2 separate regions of the Homo sapiens genome follow, and region 1 is linked to region 2. A link is an interaction called in ENCODE POLR2A ChIA-PET data of the cell type or tissue named here. Cell type or tissue: Panc1. All regions are shown on one strand.

Region 1 (8,000 bases), 87 kb after region 2:
ATTTACTACGGTAAACAGTAAAATATTCTTGGCTATCAAATCAGCAAATGTTTTTTAAAACACATAATACATAGTGTTGTGTTGCTGTGTTACAGTGGACTAAGCATTGTTTTACAATGTTTGCATGAACTTTCTGGAAGCATATTTTCCAGTATATTGTTGTCTTAAAATGTCCATAATATTCCATTTCTAAGAATTTATTGAAAGGAAGATATCAGAGATGCAGGCCATATTTTATGTACAGGAAAATTTATTGCCCCATTATTTACAGTGGTAAAAAATATAGATAAAAATTCTCAATGATACAGAATATATAAAGCATTTATATCGAGTCCTGGGATGTTATGCAACCTTTAAAATTTGTGCATATACCAGCTCAAGTGGATGGTCATGCTTGATCAGGAAATAGAAAAACAAGTTTCAGGGCTAAGACTAGCACAAGGAGCAAACAGTTTAAGATATAAAAGAAACAGGGTTTGATACAGGAGCAAGAGGCCAGAGGCAAAACAGGTAATCCAGGGTTAATGCATTGAAATTGTAGAAATAAACTTAAAAGAGAACAAACAATAACAACAGCAACGAAAACGGGTTGCTGTGTGTTACTGTTTGAATATGTCTCCCATGTTGGAAATTTAATTCCCAAAGTCATATCTTGATTAGATATGAAGACTTTGGGAGATAAGTTGGATCAGATAAGGTCATCATGATGGGACTGGTGGATTTATAAGAAGAAAAAGAGATCTGGGCTGACACAAATGCCCTTGCCCTTTTGCCATGTGATGCCCTCCACCATGTAATGGCAGCACAAAACCTCTCTCCAGAGGCTGGCACCATGCTTTTGAATTTCCTAGCCTCCAGAACTGTGAGCTAAATATACTTCTTTCCTTCACAAATTACCTAGTATTTGGTATTCTGTTATAGCAAGAGGAAATAGATTAAGACACTAAGTCAAAAACCATTTTGTTTATACTACTGTTCAGAAAAATTATTAGAACTCCATATGGCCTACTAGCCCTCCATGGTCTGATGAAAGCCTCACTCACCTCTTTTCCTGGATCCAGCCATGTTGGATTTAGCAGTTTTCCTACCCCGTTGATATGGCTAACACTGACCATTCAATTTTGGTGTATATAGAAATGTCACTCCTCCTTACCTCTCCCTGTGAACTTCTAGCTATTCCTAATATTCCTATTTATTCCATTCTTCTCTGCTCCCACTATATCTTGTTGCACATGCTTTCATTAAAGTTCTTAATTGATTTATTAAGAGAAATATTGTATAGATACTCTACATATATCTGGTATTGAACAAGATCCTGAGGGTATAACAGTGAACACGATAGATATCAACCCAAATATTACACAGTTCGAAGTCTAATGGGGGATACAAATAAGTAAATGGGAAATTAAAATACTGTATTATAATTACTCTACAAGTGGTATTCACAGAGATCTTTGCTATTGAAGGACCAATAATGTTAGCATCGCCTGGAAACTTGTTGGAAATGAAAAGAAAATTAGATCTTCTGAATTAGAACCTGCGCTTTTGCAAGATACCTAGCGCATTAATGTGCCATTCATATTTGTGAAGTGCTGGTATAGATCACCTAGGTGCTGGGACAAGTTAGCCTGTGTGATCAAGGGAGGCTAACCAAATGTAATTGATAATATGAGATCCGAGTGAGTGAAAAGGGTTTTGACAGGGGAGCTAGTAATGAGGGCAGGAGAGTAGAGTAGGGTGAGGAGATGACAGAAGGTTAAGGAAATGTTCCAGGCATGGTCAGCTGCTGTGGTGTTTCATCTGCTTGGCGGACTGAGGACCAAATTAGGGCACTGCAAAGTAGGGAAACTAAAAAGAAAAATTAAAAAAGGATAAAAAACCCCCACATAATTAAGCTTCCATTAATTTATCCACAATCTGCAATCAGAAAATGTAGGATAAAAAGTTATTTTAATTTTAATATAAATAAAAAATAAAACTGTTTTGAATTATATTTGAAACAGAGTTTAGGAATCAGTAAACATCATAATACTGCCTCAGAGAATAGAATGAGAGAAGGCTCAGACCTGAGCCAAACCATGCCATGTTTAGGAAACTGAAAATGAGCTCTGTATGACTGAAGGGGAGAGAGTAGAAATAAATGTTTCTCCACCTAAAGCAGTCGCAAGGCCAGATTTCTGAGGACCTGGGAAGCCAAAGAATTGAAAGCAGGATAATGTCCTGACCAGATTTGTGTTATAATGGTTGTCTATCTATCTGTCTGATATATGAGTTCCTTGAGAGTAGATACTACACCTTCTCATCTCAACATTGGAACATAGTATCTGACACATACTAGGCACTAAATGATAATTTAATAAAATTGCTATATTAATGAGAACAATAGTAATCATGATAAATAATAAAAATAAATTATTACAATGATTAATAACACATTTTGAGTGAGTGCAAATGTGCTAAGACCTTTTTATGGATCAATACTGGGTTATCTTATTTTACAACATAGACTTATAAAGCAGTATAACGATTTTCTCCACATTAAAAGCAAAAAACAGAGGTGATGTAGTCTAAGGTCACACGATTGGTGACAGAGCTGAGCTTTGGACCAAGGTTGTCTGGTTGTCTGGTTGGACCAAGGTTGTCTGGTTCCAAATACTTTCAGTTGAACCAATGCTATGTTGACTCTTAATGGACAGGTAGATGTAGGCAAGTGTGTAACATACTTAAGTCCTGGGACAGTACAATTAGAATAGACAACCAGTCAAAATGAGCATTGATCATTATGCCCTTCTTGTATCCACTGATTGTTAAGCCTTGGCTGGTGAATGGTTTAAATGTCTGGAGTGTGCACTAAAAAAGAGTCCGAAGCTCTTCTGTGTTCCATTTTCTGCAGCTGTGTGTAGAAGATCAGCCTGCACTTGTGTCTGTGAGCATGAACCAGTGCCCCTCAGACTGGAATTCCTAGCATGGATAGTAAGATTTTCACATTTATTTCCCTGTAACAGCCTGGACGTCTGTTTTTGCTTCTGTATCTTGAAAGCTTCTATTTAAATTGTGCATTTTTTCCCACGGAGTCTCATACATTATGTGGCACATTTATCTGGGACTGTTAAGATTTCCCCCCTAACCCATTGAGGTATTTATGGGGGAAGATTATGCTTCTATTAGTCCAGAAAATACCTAAAAAGAGAGCATATTTTCTCAGGTTCTTTATGAACTTCTGGGAAAAAATGCATCTTTCCAGATTTTCCTAGGGATCTAGAATCTTGTGACATGAGAAGAAGAAAAAAATTAAACAGGATAATTAAATTTTCTGCTCTGTAGCAACTCTAACGGGAATAGTTAACTCGTCCCCTTCTTCCATACAGCAGGACTTTGTAAGGTAATGGCCTCTTGATACAGCCTCTTATGCCAAGAAACATGTTTAAATAGTTGTCCTTGAAATTTACCAAGCTTCCAAGCTCACCATTAATTGTGAAACGCTGTATTAATGACAAAGCTGAAAGCCATTTATGAGTGTCCACAGCTTAAATAGAAGCTGTCTGTCAAACATGGTTAATTCTCCACCACAGTGGTAAACATGCTGGTAGCAGTTTTAGGACAGAGCAGACTAGTATCTCTGTAAGCTAGCAAGGGACACACAAGGGACTCATAAAGTTTTGTAGTCTTCCTTTAGTCACTTCCTCTTAAGTTGTCATTTTCTGTGACTATGCACAGGTTAGCAACAGCTCCCAGGAAATTCAGGGGAGGGCCTGGGCCCTCAATCAGAAAACCACTGCACTACCTTCAGTGAATGTAGTAACTCAGCAACCCCTTTCCTATTTGGGTTCCGTGTCTCGTGATTGCTGTGAAACCGGCAAATGGCAGCTGAGCAAACTCAGCTGTTAATGATCCGTTAACAACAACACTTCTTCCTTACTCTGGCTCTATGCAAAGTTGTCCTACAGCTGTTTAGGGCTCAAATTGCTCTTGAATGAGAATTGAAATTGCAGTTCATCTATAGAATTATCTTTTGGGGAAGAAAGAGTGAAGATAGACTGAAAATATGTTGCCTTTTACAATTTGTTATTTGGAGCACAAAGGGTTAACAGGACACAGCTGTAGGGAGTTCTCCCCTAGGAATTTGCTTTTCTGCTGGGTAAATGACTCTCACCAGGTGACTTCTAGGCTCCTTATAAAGGCTGTTTTTCTCAAATCTGGTAGTTCTCCTATTCCTGAATTTTTTCCCTATGTTTTCTCCTGGCAGAAGAGGACCTCTTTGTCCAGGGGCAGGGCTGATCAGGGGCTGATTCCGCAGCTATAGTAGTACAGAACCTTTCTGCAAGTAAGTTAGTGAGGTTGAGATAACTCTCTCTCACTTGCTTTGCATTAATAGATTCTCTGCTGTGTGGGATGATCCTTCAAATAGCAGGGGGCAGGATCAAATAACCTCACCTTCCAGACCCAAGAATTCTGTGCACAAGGTCAGTGTTGTAGTGCATTGAAGACAGTTATAAATAAATTAGGTACTGTATAACCTTCAGATAGTATATGAAACAAACGCGGAAGTATTCAGAGTAAATGTGAGCATGAACTCAGTAGTGTATTTTCATACGTTATGTCAACTCAAAAATATCGTTGTAGCGTTCAAAATAGTTATTCCAAATATAGACTACAGTCATCAGCATGTGTTTGTTCATGCCACAGTAAAAAAAGAAAAAAAAATTTAAATAAGGAGTTTGCGAGAGCATGGCGTTTGGAGTAAGAACAGAGCTCAATTCCTGAATCTGCCATTGGCTTGTTGGGTGAATTTGAGAACGTCGTATGTTTCCTCTGAGACTCGATTATCTAATCTTACCCTGCTTTCTCACCCATAAAGGGGAGTTATTAATACCCAATAATGGTGTTGTGATAGTAATGAATGTGAAGCTTTGTTGTGAGGGCTGTCTATTTAGATGTTCCTGGTAGTCTGGTAATAGGGATGTTTAAGTTATAGGCTCTGTCATGGAAGAATTCTCAGTGGGGGAGAAAGAGACACTTAAAGAGAACTGTTTAAGAAGAGTTTAATATTTGCTCATTAGTTTTAGCGCAGGACAACTCAAGACTGGTTTAAGAATCACAGAATTTTTTTTAAAAAGCTATTATTGGCCGGGAGCAGTGGCTCACGCCTGTAATCCCAGCACTTTGGGAGGCTGAAGTGGGCAGATCACGAGGTCAGGAGATCGAGACCATCCTGGCCAACATGGTGAAACCCCATCTCTACTAAAATACAAAAAATTAGCTGGGTGTGGTGGCATGTACCTGTAGTCCTAGCTACTCGGGAGGCTGAGGCAAGGGAATTGCTTGAACCTGGGAGGAGTAGGTGATTGTGCCATTGCACTCCAGCTCCAGGAGCAGGGATGGTGGGGGCGGGTGGTGGTGGTGGTGGTGGGGGGAGCTGTTCTTGGACCCATGTTTGCTAATAGAGTTCCCTCTGTTACAAGAATCCTATTACGTTTCCCTTTGATTGCAGGAGTTGAAGAAAGATTCTATGAGCTATGTACAGTGGAAAGGGGGACTCAGATTCAGTGAAGTAAATTGTTTGGCACGTAGAAGGCATTAAATACATTACCACTAATTTTATTAGAGAGAAATATAGCCAAGTACTTAATCTGTTGGGTTTTTCTTTTATGTTTTATTTTTATTTTTGCTGTTTACAATATAGCTATTCTATTTATTTTTATTGTGATAAAATCACACTTGTAATCCCAGCACTTTGGAGGCCAAGGCAGGTGTATTCCTTGAGTTCAATAGTTCAAGACCAGCCTGGGCAACATGGTGAAACCCCATCTCTACAAAAAATAAAAAAAAATTATCCAGGCATGATGGTGTGTGCCTGTAGTCTCAGCTACTTTACAGGTTCTTTACTTGGCGAGCTGAGGCAGGAGGATCACTGGAGCCTGGAAGTTTGAGGCTACAGTGAGCAGTGATTGCGCCACTGCACTCCAGCCTGGGCAACAGAGCAAGACCCTATCTCAAAAAAAAAAAAAAAAAAAAAAGACAGAAAGAAAGAAAGAAAGAAAAGAACACTTAACATGAGATTTACTCTAACTTTTAATAGCACAATACAGTATTGTTAACTATAAGTAAAATGTTGTATATCAGATCTCTGGAACTAATTCTTCTTTAGTAACTGAAACTTTATACCTGTTTAACAGCATCTCCCCCATTTTTCCCTCTCCCTAGTCTGTTGCAATCACCATTCTAGTTTCTGTTTCTATGAGTTTGGCTAAGAGATACTTCACATATAAGTGGAATCATGAAGTATTTCATTTCAGGTTCATCCATGTTGTAGCATGTGTCAGAATATTACTGCTTTTAAGGTTGAATAGTATTCTATTACATGTATGTCTTGTGCTTTCTTTATGCATTCATTTGTTGATGGACATTTAGGTTGTTTCCATATGTTGGCTATTGTGACTAATTCTGCAATGAATATGGAAGTGCAGATACCTCTTTGACTAACTGATTTCCTTTCCTTTGGATATATACTCAGAGTGGATGTGCTGTTTTTCACAGTGGTTGCATGATTTTACATTCTCTCCAACTGTGTACAATAGGTCCAATTTCTTCTCATTCTTGTCAACACTTGCTATTGTTTTTTATAATAAGTATTTTCATAGCTATGAGGTTATATCTCACTGTGATTTTGATGATTTTGATTCACATTTATGTGATTAGTAATGTTGAGCATCTTTTTATATTTGTTGGCCATTTGTATGTTTTGTTTGGAGAAATCTCTATTCAAGTCCTTTGTCCCTTTTTAAATTGAGTTATTTGTGTTTTTGCTACTGAGTTGTAGGAGTTCTTTATATATTTTGAATATTAACCCCTAATCAGGTATTTGGTTTGCAAATTGGGTTTATTTACTATAATAAAAAGAACATTAAATTGAGAGGCTGCTTCCTCATTTTTAAAATAAAGAGTGTATGACCTTGAGGTCATTACTTGCTCTCCACTTCAACTGGGAAAATAAATGTTTTTATCACTAGGTCCAAATCTGAGCAAAGTCCTTGTCTCAAAGATAAATATCAGATTATTGAGAAAACTGCTTGTTTTCCTCCTATGTTGAAATATGTTTTTATGATTGCATGAATTTAACTTATAATTTGAGGGGGCCACATATCGGGAATCACACATATGTGGAAATATTAAGCACTGGGGTTTATCACTATTTTCAGAAGCAGTTCATTCATTCATTTAATAGATACTTTTAGATGCTGTTGTGCTAGCCATTTTTTCTGGCTCTGAGATCGTAGGTCTGAGAAAAAATGGTCCTTATATTTTCCTGGGAGTCATTTTTGCCTTAGTGGCCATGTCTCCTCAGTTTCATTAGAGGACGCTTCTTCTGGTCTTTTCTTTAAATACTGCTGTTCCCCAGCACTCTGTCCTCAGACTTCATTTCCCTTAGATTTATTACTCTAAGATATTTTTCACTGATCCTGTGACTTCAACCATAGACATTAGTTTCACAACTCTCAAGCCCTATTATCAGGGCAGGAGTCATTTTCCCTAGGATGCAGAAGTAGGTACATGTCCCGATTCTCGTATGTAAAGTCACAGGTGAAAAAGTGAAGCTTATCTTCCAACTGAGATCCAAGGCTTGACTCGAAGATCCATAGCTTTTGTTTTGTCTTGCATTGCCTCTCAATTCAAAATTTCCAGCCACTATCTTTCTTTGCGTGTGTGTGAGAACTCAAAGAGGCTTCCTGTATTGAACATTTTTCCTTCTTCTCAAATACCTAGAGAAATGCCCTCTTGAACACACTTCCTGTAACCAGTTATTCTTACTGATGTCTAAGCTCCTGTCTTTTCATTCGGGGGGTTGCAATGAAGATAACTAAGTTAACCTATACTCAAATATTTTCTTTCTCAGGGTCAGACCTTCTTAAAGTAGCAAGTCTAATTCTAATGCACACACTAACACTGTAGGTATTTAATTTTTTTGAGTAAATACATGCATGAGTAAGTAAAAGGGGAAC
Region 2 (8,000 bases):
CTGGCTTAATCACTTCCTAAAGGCTCTATTACTTAATACGATCACACTAAGTTCCAATATATAAAGTTTAGAGGGACAAATATATTCACACCATGTCAAACAAGATGCATTCTATTGAGCAAAAATACATTTCAAAAAAAGTTTAAGGCCTGACATTTTCCACAGTTCTTAGTACCTCTCTTTTCTTTGTATTTCATGGCATCTATCACAAATTTCTAAGGACTCTTTAGCTCTTCACCAAAGTGCCTTCTTCCTGTGCTGGATTTCCTTAGGTCTGTGAGTCTGGCTGTCCACGGGAGGTTTACTATTGCTGGCCACATTCATGAGAGCTATAAAATCATGATCATCTGGTTCCTGAACCTAAGCTTCTGTTTTATTCCAGAGCCCAAGCCTTCAGAGACCCAGAGACCTATTCTTGGATATACACATCTTCCCAGATTTTTGCTTCTCCTCACTTAGACTTTATATTCTCCAGAATTTCTATAAATGTTGTTACCTCTTTTACTAAGTAGTAAACTATGACTTTAACTTCCTTTAATACTCTATTTCCCTCTTTTTTTCCCTGTCAGTACAAGTAGGTCCATCATTTTTTTTGTAAACGCATTAGCTCCATTTTTCTCTACCACTTATAATAGCCACATATTTGCTAGATCAGAATGTCTTCTGATCTAGCAGAAGACACCTAATTTTCTTTTTCAACTCACCCTAATTTTATTTTTCAACTCAACTCCTAAGGAAATTTTTTTTCCTTCAATTTCTGATACACTCTTAATTTGTTTCCACTTCTAAAGCTAAAACTGTCTTGTAGATACCTCTGTAACTCTTCATCAAGGCACTCTGTCATTCTTTTATCTGTTGACTAAAATGATGCATCTGACACTGCTATTTCCATGCCAATCTGATTAAGAAAGCAACGCCATTCTTGTTATAGGTTTCCTTTCATTCTTTATTGGCCTTAGGATTTGTGATTATTTTATTCCCGCCTCCTGTCCCCCTGCCTCCCACATTGGTTGAAAATGAAACTTCTTCTTTATCTGCTTATGATGATATTTGCTGTGCTTGGACCCATGTTCCAGAGCTCTTAAATCTACAACTTTGATCAAAGTTTAACCAATAAATGAAATGAGATAATTTGCCAAATGTAGTTGGTTCCCAGGGAAAGACTATAGATAAGACATGCAGTTTACTGAAAGTTAGTCATCTCTCGATTATGATACAGCTTAAAACAGAATTTAAGAAATCCAGAGAAACATATATAATACAGTTTACTAATTCATGGCTGTAACAACCCAAAGGCCTAAAATATTCTTTACAGATCTGTACTTACTTTGAATTTAATTCACTCCAGCCCAGGTAGAATTATTCCACTCTTACCATTTGACTTAAGGAAGAAGACTTTCCTGCCCTGTAAGGTGAATCCCTGGCTCTACAAATCAAGATCTTGCTATCGTGCATGCAAAACCATTTGCGCTTGGATGCCTAAATAAGAGGGAGTCCTTCCCCAGTTCAGCACCTTCAATTGCTCCTATGGTACTTTGCTTCCCAATGACAGAACCTGGTCTAGTTTCTCCCTCATCTGCTAACTAGGCAACATGCTATTGGTCATCTTAACGAGAATAACTTGACAAAATGGAAGTGTATTATTTGGTTCAGAGTGGTTGTAAAAGGTCATAGAGATAAAGGTAGCAGATAGACAGGCACTCTGATTTTGCTAAGGGGACAGATTTAGTGAAGAACAAGAGGCTAAAGATACAAATGAGATGTATATTGAGGGGATGGGGTCCTAGAAGATATGGGAAGGTATGGTGTTCAGAGAACAGGTGGAGAGGTTATCTTGGACAGGAGAGATACCCGACTCTATATACAGAAAAAAAGACAAGAATGGGCGTAGATATGTTTAGAGATGGGGGGATCATCTATAAACCTAAGATTCTCGATTTCTCCATAAATAAGATGTATACCAGATGTTGTTGGTGCCATGTCTTACTGCAAGCCTGTGTCTCTTATCTGAAAGTTTTCCCTTGTGTGGCAAACCAGGAATGCCAGGGAGTTAATAGTCCTGGAGCATCCCTTAGCCAGTGAAAATGGAAGTTGGAGGATTATTACTCAACTTCCTTACTCCTTGGGTGGTATAACTGAGGTATGTTCTACTCCCTCCTTGAAATCTCTAATGGAACTGAGTTCTAGTTGCTCATAGTGGTAACCTACTTGAAGATGTTCACTTTCTTACTCCTCATGTAGTACAACTCTCAGGTATGTTTTACTTCCTCCAAGAGATCTTTAAAGGAATTGAGACCCAGTTGCCCATGGGGATAAACTGACTCCTTTATTGGTTCCCTTCCCTTCCCCTCTCTCCCCCTCCCTTCTCCTTTCCTTTCCTTTCTTTTCCTTCTTCCTAACTCCCCAACTATTTCATCTTGCAGTCATCTCCCAAATAAACTACTTGAACTAAAATCCATATTTCAGTTGTGTTTCTGGGCATCCAACCTATGATAACTCAGATTACCTGCTAAGTAAATTCTCAAACAACTTCTCCATCCACTTTACTCTCTTTCATACTATTGAGTTTTTAGACACTGGAAGGTCTATTTTTTTTTTTTTTTTTTTTTTTTTTTTTTGGGATTGAGGGTTACTTGTTTTGAGGCCTTTGCCAATAGCTTAATAAATAGCTTAAATTGGTACTTCCCTGACACTATTACTGTAATTTGGGATAAGGGGTGGTTATGAAACACAGACCCAGATGACCAATACTCCTCTGGACATGGATAATTATCACATATATCCAGGAACATAATTCGATTTTTTAAAAATATGTAGAATATCTAATCTTTGAATTATATATAAACAGCACTCAAAAGATCACTATTATTATTGATTTTGTGCTAGTAAATTTACATGCATTTCAATTTTTACAACATCTCTATGATGATTTGCCATATTCATCATACAGATGAAGATTCTAATTTATCTACCTGAGAGCCCAAGCTGCGATCTGAACCCTGGTGTGTATGAAAATCCTTTTTTAATTCAACTCTATCGATGTAGCATCCCTGAGTTTGGGAACATTTTATTTTTGAATATTGTGGCTGAGTGCCCTTCCCACAGAGCTATGAACCTTTAGCATGGCATATTAGTCCGTTCTTGCATTGCTATAAAGAAATACCTGAGACTGGGTAATTTATAAAGAAAAGAGATTTAATTGGCTAATGGTTCTTCAGGCTGTACAGGAAGCATGGCGGCTTCTGGGGAAGACTTAGGAAACTTTGACTCATGGTGGAAGGCAAAGTGGGAGCAGGCGTCTTACATGGCTGAAACAGGAGGAAGTGGGGGGAAGGTGTTACACACTTTTAAACAACCAGCTCTTATGTGAGAACTTACTCACTATCATGGGAACAGCACCAATGGGGAAATCTGCCTCCATGATCCAGTCAACTTCCACCAGGCCCCAAGTCCGACACTGGATTGGAGATGACAATTCAACATGAGATTTAAGTGGGGACAGAAATCCAAATCATATCACACCATATAACATGGGTAATAATATTTTGGTTGAGAAGACATATACATATGCACACTCACACATACTCATATACACATATAGGTACAGTATATTGTGTGTGCATAAGTATATGTACATATACACACAGTATATTGCATATGCATAAATATATGTATACAAGTATACATTTAAAATATACCACACTATTATTTACAACAATTTCATCCAATTTGTCTTTATCAATCCTTTGCTTATTCATAGGTTCATAGACTGGGCAACCCTGAGTAGTGGAGAGATCACCAGCCATGTTTCAGGTTGTACGTAAGTTACCCGATTTCTCCCATTAGGCCTGTTTCCTGTCTTTAAATCAGGTTTAATAATACTTAGCTCATAAAATTGGTGTTTCCACTAAATAATGATGTATCTACCACACCTACTAATGTATCTACCATGTCTAACAGTGTTTTGCACACTCACACATGGGAACTATAAAGGAAGGAAAAACTACTTGATGCTGTATGGTATGGGATTGGAAACACCTCCCCGTGCTGGAAATTTGGCACTGATTCAAAGCTTGTGATGACTATGCCTGTGCAGTTTAAACTCGATGGCAGGTATTGATCATCACCATGTCATCAGCACCAGGATTGTGCCTGACATGTATTAGGTGCTGAATACATTTCTGCTGAATGACTAGAACAAATTGCTGTGGAAACTGAGTGGAGTATTAAAAAGGCCTGCTAGGAAAGGACTCACTGCCTGGACCTCATCCTACAATCTGATCTCACAGCCACAGAAAATGGAAATGCTGCCATAGGATAGGGAAGAGTAGTGTTTGCTTCCACTTTGAATCTTCACAGAGGCCAGCCCAACCATAAGTAATTGTTGAGGACCAGACCCTGGAATCCAAATATGCTTTGAGGACTTTTCTGCCTATCCCTGGGAAAACGTTTTTTTGAGTAGTCAGTCGAAAACAGGAACAAGGACCATCCCAGCCATTTGGAGATGAGCAGAGACTCTTGCAGTCCCTCTGTATTGACAAAAGAAGGAGAGGGCAGGGTGCAGTTTCTGAGGCTCAGTTTTTCCTGCCATCTCCTTGGCTTCCTGGAAAGGGACAGCCAAAAGGAAATGGGTATTAAATGTTCTCTGAAGCTTCCCTCTGCCTACACATGGTCTTTGGAGTTGCACGTGGGCTACTCTATCTTACACCGCCTTCCCCAATCTGCAAAGATGTGAGATGAAGGGCACAATTGACACACAGTGTAAACAGTACTAATGCAGCCCTAATTCCATGGGAAGATAGCCATAGTTAGATTTGATTAAAAAAAAAAAAGCATTCCTGGTAGAATGTACATCACATGCAAAGACACGAAGGCACAATAGAACATCGCACAACAGGAAAGTCCCTGGAGAAGACAGCAGGTACTAGATCATGCAGGGCTATTCCCATTGCCAAGCAGTATGAATATGGACTTTATCCAAAGGATAAAGACATTTGAACGTTTAAGATAGGGAATGATATGATGGGATCTGAATGTGTACTAGACAATAGGTACTTGCAAATTTTAACAGATTTATTGGCCACAAAGTTTATTATAAGATGATCACTCATCTGATAATAAGCATGCTGTGATCCAGTATGATTTGTATAGCATGAAATCAAGAAAATATTTTTACCTGTTCAGTTCTGTTTATAATTCTTTTTCTTTTTCCATTAAAAATGCTGCTCCAAACATCATACGTTCTCACTGATATATGGGAGCTAAGCTACAAGGATGCGAAGGCATAAGAATGATACAATGGACTTTGGGGACTTGTGGGATAAAAGACTACAAATAGGGTGCACTGTATACTGCTTGGATGATGGGTGCACCAAGATCTCACAAATCACCACCAAAGAACTTATTCGTGTAAGCAAATACCACCTGTACCCCAATAACCTATGGAAAAATAAAAACAAAATCAACAAAAACAACAAATGCTGCTCCTTACCTCGCTGTACCCATTTGTCTCTGCAGCTATAGCAAAGCTTTCTATGAAGGCACTGTGGTCAGGCATTAACATCCAATTTCCATTAAAGTCTTTCAGCGTTCAACCTTCTAACTTTTGATAAATTAAGTTTAGCCTAAAGCTGCCTCCTTACGTATCTTCAGTTCAGTATAAAAGTTTCTCTTTAGTAGTGAACTGTAACCTAACGAAATGTGTAAAGACTATAACCTATTCTTGTATCAAGCAAAGTTGTAGCCAATCTGTGAAAAATACCCTTACCCATCCAAACCCAAAGAATAGACTCAGGGACCCGGAGAACAGCAGAAGCAAGACTTTTAATGGCAGTCTTGCAAGATCGGCGTCTGGCACGCAGGCACACCTGGGATGGTTACAACAAGCAATTTATTTCCCTCCCCAGTTCCTCACTGGCTGAATACTGTGAGGTTACAATCTTCCCGAACGTCACCTATTGGTAGTTGGGTTAAGGCTTCCAGTGTGTTCTTTAGGGTTTTCCTGCTGCATTTTATTGCAGCCCACAATGCGCTGCGACTATTTCAGGACTTTAAACTTTGACTTACAGCCCTAGTGGCTGTGCTTAGCTGATAAGAAAGGGTATAATTCATTGTAGATTCTGGATATTAGCCCTTTGTCAGATGAGTAGGTTGCGAAAATTTTCTCCCATGTTGTAGGTTGCCTGTCCACTCTGATGGTAGTTTCTTTTGCTGTGCAGAAGCTCTTTAGTTTAATTAGATCCCATTTGTCAATTTTGGCTTTTGTTGCCATTGCTTTTGGTGTTTTGGACATGAAGTCCTTGCCCACGCCTATGTCCTGAATGGTAATGCCTAGGTTTTCTTCTAGGGTTTTTATGGTTTTAGGTCTAACGTTTAAATCTTTAATCCATCTTGAATCGATTTTTGTATAAGGTGTAAGGAAGGGATCCAGTTTCAGCTTTCTACATATGGCTAGCCAGTTTTCCCAGCACCATTTATTAAATAGGGAATCCTTTCCCCATTGCTTGTTTTTCTCAGCTTTGTCAAAGATCAGATAGTTGTAGATATGCGGCATTATTTCTGAGGGCTCTGTTCTGTTCCATTGATCTATATCTCTGTTTTGGTACCAGTACCATGCTGTTTTGGTTACTGTAGCCTTGTAGTATAGTTTGAAGTCAGGTAGTGTGATGCCTCCAGCTTTGTTCTTTTGGCTTAGGATTGACTTGGCGATGCGGGCTCTTTTTTGGTTCCATATGAACTTTAAAGTAGTTTTTTCCAATTCTGTGAAGAAAGTCATTGGTAGCTTGATGGGGATGGCATTGAATCTGTAAATTACCTTGGGCAGTATGGCCATTTTCACGATATTGATTCTTCCTACCCATGAGCATGGAATGTTCTTCCATTTGTTTGTGTCCTCTTTTATTTCCTTGAGCAGTGGTTTGTAGTTCTCCTTGAAGAGGTCCTTCACATCCCTTGTAAGTTGGATTCCTAGGTATTTTATTCTCTTTGAAGCAATTGTGAATGGGAGTTCACTCATGATTTGGCTCTCTGTTTGTCTGTTGTTGGTGTATAAGAATGCTTGTGATTTTTGTACATTGATTTTGTATCCTGAGACTTTGCTGAACTTGCTTATCAGCTTAAGGAGATTTTGGGCTGAGACGATGGGGTTTTCTAGATAAACAATCATGTCGTCTGCAAACAGGGCCATCAGAGAAATGCAAATCAAAACCACTATGAGATATCATCTCACACCAGTTAGAATGGCAATCATTAAAAAGTCAGGAAACAACAGGTGCTGGAGAGGATGTGGAGAAATAGGAACACTTTTACACTGTTGGTGGGACTGTAAACTAGTTCAACCATTGTGGAGGTCAGTGTGGCGATTCCTCAGGGATCTGGCACATATACACCATGGAATACTATGCAGCCATAAAAAATGATGAGTTCATGTCCTTTGTAGGGACATGGATGAAATTGGAAACCATCATTCTCAGTAAACTATCGCAAGAACAAAAAACCAAACACCGCATATTCTCACTCATAGGTGGGAATTGAACAATGAGATCACATGGACACAGGAAGGGGAATATCACACTCTGGGGACTGTGGTGGGGTGGGGGGAGGGGGGAGGGATAGCATTGGGAGATATACCTAATGCTAGATGACACGTTAGTGGGTGCAGCGCACCAGCATGGCACATGTATACATATGTAACTAACCTGCACAATGTGCACATGTACCCTAAAACTTAAAGTATAATTAAAAAAAAAAAAAAGAAAGGGTATAATTACCTAGGTTGTAAACTAGCCTAAACCAAATTCTTTGGTGAGGTGGGAGAGGGAAGTTAAGTGGGGGCCTGACTGACAGGTGCCTAGCTGTTGGGTGAAAGGGGAAAGCAAGAAGAGGGGATGGCTTCGTACATTCTGCTTCTTGGTTTCTTTGTAGCCTGCTTAAACCTATTTCAAGGCCTTTAGAATTGAAAATGGACCACCACATGTATGCTATTTTTTACAAATATCAGG

Evidence for each region. ChIA-PET counts read pairs that join two places held together with the same protein. Peaks named below come from ENCODE experiments on the same cell type or tissue, not always from the same donor. Only the 100,000 strongest peaks of a DNase experiment are listed, where the experiment ranks them.
Region 1: POLR2A ChIA-PET joins it to region 2 with 14 read pairs; 2 of 35 experiments call an interaction of 5 or more read pairs at or near these places.

What each region holds. Positions count from the first base shown.
Region 1 is chr11:4,700,583-4,708,582 of GRCh38, forward strand. MMP26 (matrix metallopeptidase 26) reads left to right here and starts at 4,202. Exons shown (of 8, transcript NM_021801.5): 1 at 4,202-4,463. In Panc1, no CTCF peak of the experiment used is centred here; no DNase peak of the experiment used is centred here.
Region 2 is chr11:4,613,738-4,621,737 of GRCh38, forward strand. No RefSeq gene overlaps it. Among named protein-coding and RNA genes, the nearest start is that of TRIM68, 9.5 kb to the left of the region's middle. In Panc1, a CTCF peak has its summit at 5,865; no DNase peak of the experiment used is centred here; H3K27me3 peaks cover 1,676 bases.